Regions from separate parts of the Homo sapiens genome. Here region 1 is linked to region 2. A link is an interaction called in ENCODE POLR2A ChIA-PET data of the cell type or tissue named here. Cell type or tissue: HepG2. All regions are shown on one strand. Each heading gives the region's core, and the rest is flanking DNA. Links, peaks and the distances in the headings are about the cores only.

The links. ChIA-PET counts read pairs that join two places held together with the same protein. Peaks named below come from ENCODE experiments on the same cell type or tissue, not always from the same donor. Only the 100,000 strongest peaks of a DNase experiment are listed, where the experiment ranks them.
Region 1: POLR2A ChIA-PET joins it to region 2 with 6 read pairs; 2 of 35 experiments call an interaction of 5 or more read pairs at or near these places.

What each region holds. Positions count from the first base shown.
Region 1 is chr2:9,379,713-9,382,622 of GRCh38, reverse strand. ASAP2 (ArfGAP with SH3 domain, ankyrin repeat and PH domain 2) reads right to left here. Exons shown (of 28, transcript NM_003887.3): 20 at 1,815-1,882. Among named protein-coding and RNA genes, the nearest start is that of ITGB1BP1, 42 kb to the left of the region's middle. In HepG2, for the core only: no CTCF peak of the experiment used is centred there; DNase peaks (open chromatin) are centred at 1,132 and 1,482.
Region 2 is chr2:9,166,837-9,169,746 of GRCh38, reverse strand. No RefSeq gene overlaps it. Among named protein-coding and RNA genes, the nearest start is that of ASAP2, 39 kb to the left of the region's middle. In HepG2, for the core only: no CTCF peak of the experiment used is centred there; a DNase peak (open chromatin) is centred at 1,456; H3K27me3 peaks cover 44 bases.

The DNA of each region.
Region 1 (2,910 bases), core at 137-2,636, 210 kb before region 2:
AACCCCAGGAGAATGAATGTGCTCATTCACTGTAAACCCAGCCTTTTCAACCAGGATGAGAGAATTAAACGCTGTAGAAAATGATCTGTGTGGCTATTTTCTCAGTTCTCTCAAGGAAGGTAGATAGCTAGTTCCGTTCTACATGTGCAGAAGAGAAGTTAATTCGTTACACACTATGGGTGTCTCAGGACCTCAGGGCTTAATTTCCCCCATAACCAGATAGTAGCTACATGACCCTGGCCAAGTCACTTAACTTTCCTGTGCCTGTGTCCTCATCTGTAAAATGAGGACAACAGCAGAAACTATGTCATAAGGTAGCTATGAAGATTAAATGAGACAGGTCAGGTGTGGTGGCTCACGCCTATAATCCCAGCACTTTGGGAGGCCAAGGCGGGTGGATTGCTTGAGGTCAGGAGTTCAAGACCAGCCTGACCAATATGGTGAAACCCCGTCTCTATTAAAAATATAAAAATTAGCTGGGCGTGGTGGCAGGTGCCTGTAATCCGAGTTACTCAGGAGGCTGAGGCAGAAGAATTGCTTAAACCTGGGAGGCGGAGGTTGCAGTGAACAGAGATCATGTCACTGCACTCCAGCCTGGGTGACAGAGTAAGACTCCATCTCAAAAAAAAAAAAAAAAAAAAAGATTAAATGAGCTCGTGGATGTACAGTGCTTAGAAAGAGGACCTGTTACTTATCTTACACTTGTATAGCATTTATTATTAATAGTTCTTTTTTTTCTCCCCCAGGCTGGTGCGCATTGGCATAATCATGGCTCACTGTAGTCTTGAACTCCTAAGCTCAAGTCCATTCTCCCACCTCAACTTCCCCAGTAGCTGGGACTGCAGGTGCGTGCCACCACACCCAGCTAATTCGAAACGTTTTTGTGGAGATGGCGTGTTGCTCTGTTGCCCAGGCTGGAGTGCAGTGACACCATTATGGCTCACTGTAGCTTTGAACTCCTGGTCTCAAAGTGATCCTCCTACCTTAGCCTCCTGGGTAACTGGGGCTACAGGCATGCTCCACCATGCGTTGCTAGTTTTTAAATCATTTGCAGAGACAGAGTCTCACTATGTTGCCAGGCTGATCTCGAATTCCTGGCCTCAAGCCATCATCCCCTGCCTTAGCCTCCCAAAGCTTTGGGATTACAAGGCGTGAGTCACTGTGCCTGGCCTTAATCTATTTACTGAGCGCTGTGTGTCAACTGCTTTACAGCATTTGATAATAATTCTCACAACAACCTTATATACTGGTATAACTGACTGCACTGTAGAAATAAGGAAACAGCCTAAGAGAGTTTCCTTCCCAAGCCAAGCTGGGGAGCCCCCGGCAAGGCCAGGGCTGCCTGGCCTGGTGGGCTCTTTCTACTGTCTACATTGTCTTTTCTTCCAGAACAGGAAAAGATGGTATTGAGCAACCCACATGATCTGGGGCTGAGGAACAAAGAAAGGAGGTTGGCCTTGATGTCCTGCAAAGTAGCAAGTAAACAGCTTACGGAGGCCAGAGAGCAGGCCCTTGTGGTGGCCTCGGGCCTCTGTTCCAGTTGTCCCACCACAGCAGTGATGTTACCAACACGGCCAACCAGCAAACACTGACTCACACCCCAAGTCTCACTGCGAGGGGTGGGTCCCCCTAGGTTTCCCTGTAGACTCCCTAGCATACCTTCTCCAAGGCAGGCTGATTCTCGGCTCATCCCATCAGAAACACTGAGCTCTGCTCAGGACACTGGTTCACAGCAAACCCTGCCCAAGGAGGACAGGCTTGGCTCCCTGTCCCGTGACAGGTGCCCCACCCCGTCCTTGTGGTGGGAGACTCACCAGCTCCTCACAGTGCTCGTGCTTGAGGCGCTTGGCAATGTCCAGCGGAGTCTCTCCTGACTCGTTTGCTAAAATTCAAGGGCGAGCAAAGGAGGCGTTAAGGCAAAACCCAGCAAAGGCCTGACATCCAGGACAATTTTTAAAAGGAACAGAAAGGCAGCACTAAATTAAATTGGGCCTGGTTAATGAAATCCACAGTGAGTTTGACCTAGTCGAGGCTGAATGTATCTTGTAATTGTATAGAACTACAGCTAAATACAGAAGGTAAAACTTTAAAAGATGAAGTTTGAACTAATCAAGAAACTAAAACTGGCCAGGCGCAGTGGCTCACGCCTGTAATCCCAGCACTTTGGGAGGCAGAGGTGGGTGGATCATTTGAGGTCAGGAGTTCGAGACCAGCCTGGCCAACATGGTGAAACCCCGTCTCTACTAAAAATATAAAGATTAGCCAGGCGTGGTGGCACATGCCTGTGGTCCCAGCTACTCAGGAGGCTGAGGCAGAAGAATCGCTTGAACCTGGGAGGCAGAGGTTGCAGTGAGCCGAGATTGTGCCACTGCACTCTAGCCTTGGTGACAGAGCGAGACTCTGCCTCAAAAAAAACAAAAAACAAAAACAAAAACAAAAACTGTTGAAGCAGCCACCTAATTAAAATCCACATCCAAACTGTAACTCATTGAATAAAGCGATTCATCATAAACCTCTAACGAAAAGCACTGCTCACCTATTTCCATGCACTGCAATATAACAAACTTTTAAACCTTCTCTCAAGCAGTCTATAAACCCTGAAAGTATATACTTTATTTATTTTTTTTTTTTTGAGATGGAGTCTTGCTCTGTTGCCAGGCTGGAGTGCAATGGTGCAATCTCAGCTCACTGCAACCTCCGCCTCCCGGGTTCAAGTGATTCTCCTGCCTCAGCCTCCCAAGTAGCTGGGCCTACAGGTGCGCGCCACCATACCCGGCTAATTTTTGTATTTTTAGTGGAGACAGGGTTTCACCATGTTGGCCAGATGGTCTCGATCTCTTGACCTCGTGAGCCACTGCACCCGGCCTATAATTTCTTCTAAATAAGCCTCAGTCAATGAGGTCTGATTAT
Region 2 (2,910 bases), core at 244-2,743:
TTCTAAGTCACAGGATGAGACAGGAGGTCAGCACAAGGTACAGGTCACAAGGACCTTGTTGATAAAACAGGTTGTGGTAAAGAAGCCGGTCAAAACCCACTAAAACCCACCCAAACCGAGATTGTGATGAAAGTGACCTCTGGTTGTTCTCACTGGTCATTATACGCTAATTATAATGATTAGCATGCTAAGAGACACTCCCACCAACACCACCACAGTTTACAAAAGCCGTGGCAATATGAGGAAGTTACCCTATATGGTCTAAAAGGGGGAGGAACCCTCAGTTCCGGGAATTGCCCATCCTTTTCCTGGAAAACTCATGAATAATCCACCCCTTGTTTAGCATATAATCAAGAAATAATCATAAAAAATAGGCAACCATCAGCCCTCAGGGGCTGCTCTGCCTATGGAGTAGCCATTCTTTTGTTCCTTTACTTTCTTAATAAACTTGCTTTGACTTTATGGATTTGCCTAGAATTCTTTCTTGCACGAGAATCCAAGAACTCTCCCTTGGGGTCTGGATGGGGACCCCTTTCCAGTAACATCTCCTCAAATGCTCTTCTGCCCCTTGCGCTCCTCCCGCCTCCTCCCCAGCTGCTGCCTTAGGCACCTGGCCTGCAGCATCAAGACTGTCCTTCCAGGGCTCCTCAGCCACTCATTCTTCTCACTGACTGCAGGGGGGACTGTTTCTCTAACCCCAGGAGACCTTGCTGAGTTGGCAGAAAGGGACTGGCTCCTGACAGCATCAGCAAGAGAACTTCCCTCTGGAAACAAAACACACCCATTTCCATGGTGTGTCCTGTTTTTTCTATTCTGAAGAGGCAGCGCCAAACCCTATGGAGAACAGCGAAATGCATTCTTTGAACTTCTGCTTTTAAGCATTTAATGCCCACCACAAGTGGGTTTCACCATCACTTAAGGAGAAGATTAAAGAAAGTACTTCAACAACTAACTTATGGCCTAGATGCAAATAACTTGTTTGTTGAGCAGGAATTTCTGGTGGTCTGGGCTGGCCAAACTCCTGATTTCTATCCAGATGCTTAGATCATGGTCTTGGGGTGTCGAGTATCTTGACATTCCTAGACAAAAATCAGCTCAAGAAAAATGTCTTAAGGTAAAGAGAATGCTCAGAATTTCCACCTCTCTGGCTATCTCATGGGAAAATAAATAGCCTAGATTAAATATGAAAAGCATATTTCCTTCAGTGTCATAAGAGTCATCAGAGTGATCTCTTTAGATTTTTCAAATGTTGGTCAACTCATGGGGAACTATGTAAAGTGTTGCATGTGCTGGTATTTTGGAAGTCAAAGTTGACAGCACAATCCAGAGAATGCGGTCCTTCCAGTGACTTTGCGGCTAATGATGTGCTGAGTGACACAGGCTGGAAGGCACTGACCTGCTGTTGCGCTGAATATTGACAGAGGGTCAGTGGACAGAGCTGAAAGCACAGCGCTGGGATGAATGGCTCCTGCTCTGCAAACAGACACTGTTGATAAAAGGGAGGCAGAACCGCAAGTGGCTGACAGCTTTCATTAAACCCTAGAGCTGGAAGCAGACTGAAAGGTGACTGTGTCCTCAGGGCACTGGTGTTTAGTGACTTTCCCAAAGTCTGGCCAGAGACTTTTCACTTTATGGATTTGCCTTGAATTCTTTCTTGCACAACATCCAAGAACGCTCTCTTGGGGTCTGGATGGGGACCCCTTTCAGGTAACACCTCCTCACCTGCTTTTTTGCCTCTTGCGCTCCTCCCTGCCTGCCCCTCAGCTGCTGCCCTAGGCTTTGCAGCAGAGCCACGGTGAGAACTGGACCTGCTGCCTCGCCCTGGGCACCCAGCTCTGGATGTTGATTGGCTCCTTAGTTATCAACAGCCAGCTGTGCCCAGGCAGGCTATACAAGGTCACAAAGGTTAAATAGGCCATGGAGGAAGCACGGCAGAGGCTCGGGTCCTTTTCCTGACTAACTGTCCCACGTCCTTGATTCGTGGCCCCTGGGAAGTCAGTCACCAGGCAGAGGGATGCTCTAGCTGACATTAAGATGAATGGATTGACCACTAACTCATCGTGTGGCTTCGGGCAAATCACATCACCTCTCCAAGTCTCAGGTTCTTTATCTGTAAATGAAAACACTGGTTGAAGATGTTGCTCCAGACATCCAACCCTTGCTTTCACAAGGAATGCAGTTTTCCTTATAGCTGTGCCGTTGACCTTCCTCCACATGCAAACCGAGAAGGGTGTGTGTGACAACCCATGTCCTAGCCCTGTTTTCCGAAGCTTCGGGTGTCACACATTGTGGAATTCTCAGGGCAAAAGGCACTTGTCTTTTGTTTTTCTGTGCTATGCAGTGTCTTTAGCATGGAGAGGAGTCTCTTCACTAGATAGTGGGCGAGGGCTACCTGTCTTCTGTGTTCTATCATCCCCGACTTCCCCACCTTGCCCTGCCCCATTTGAATCTTAAAATGCCGTAAGTGCAGCTGACCCGAGGGCCAGGGGAGAAATAGCTACACGAGCCCAAACCAGAAGCAGCTGGGATCTGTCTGCTGGGCTGTGATTCATGCCAGCAGTGTAGGATGGGGACTCAGGAGAGCTGGGTTCTAGTTTGTTTCTGTTGCTTCCTCATCTGAGCAAGGCTCTCCGCCCAGCTGAGCTTCATTCTCCCTCTGAAACCTCAGAAGAATCAGCTCTCTGGATGCCCAGGTCTTGGGCCTCCTGTCCCTCAGATCCCTTTGCGGCTCTTCCCTCTCTTCCGGGTCACAGAGTGGGCCTGAGGCCTGCAGGCGGGGTACCCAGGCTCAGCATTCCCTGGCTTCTGGAGGCTCTTGGCCAGTGGGAAGCTCTGGGAGGAGACAGAAGGAGTAAGAAGGTGGAAGCCCGGCTACTTCTCCCTCGGCTCTGCCTCCAACTGCAGCTGGGC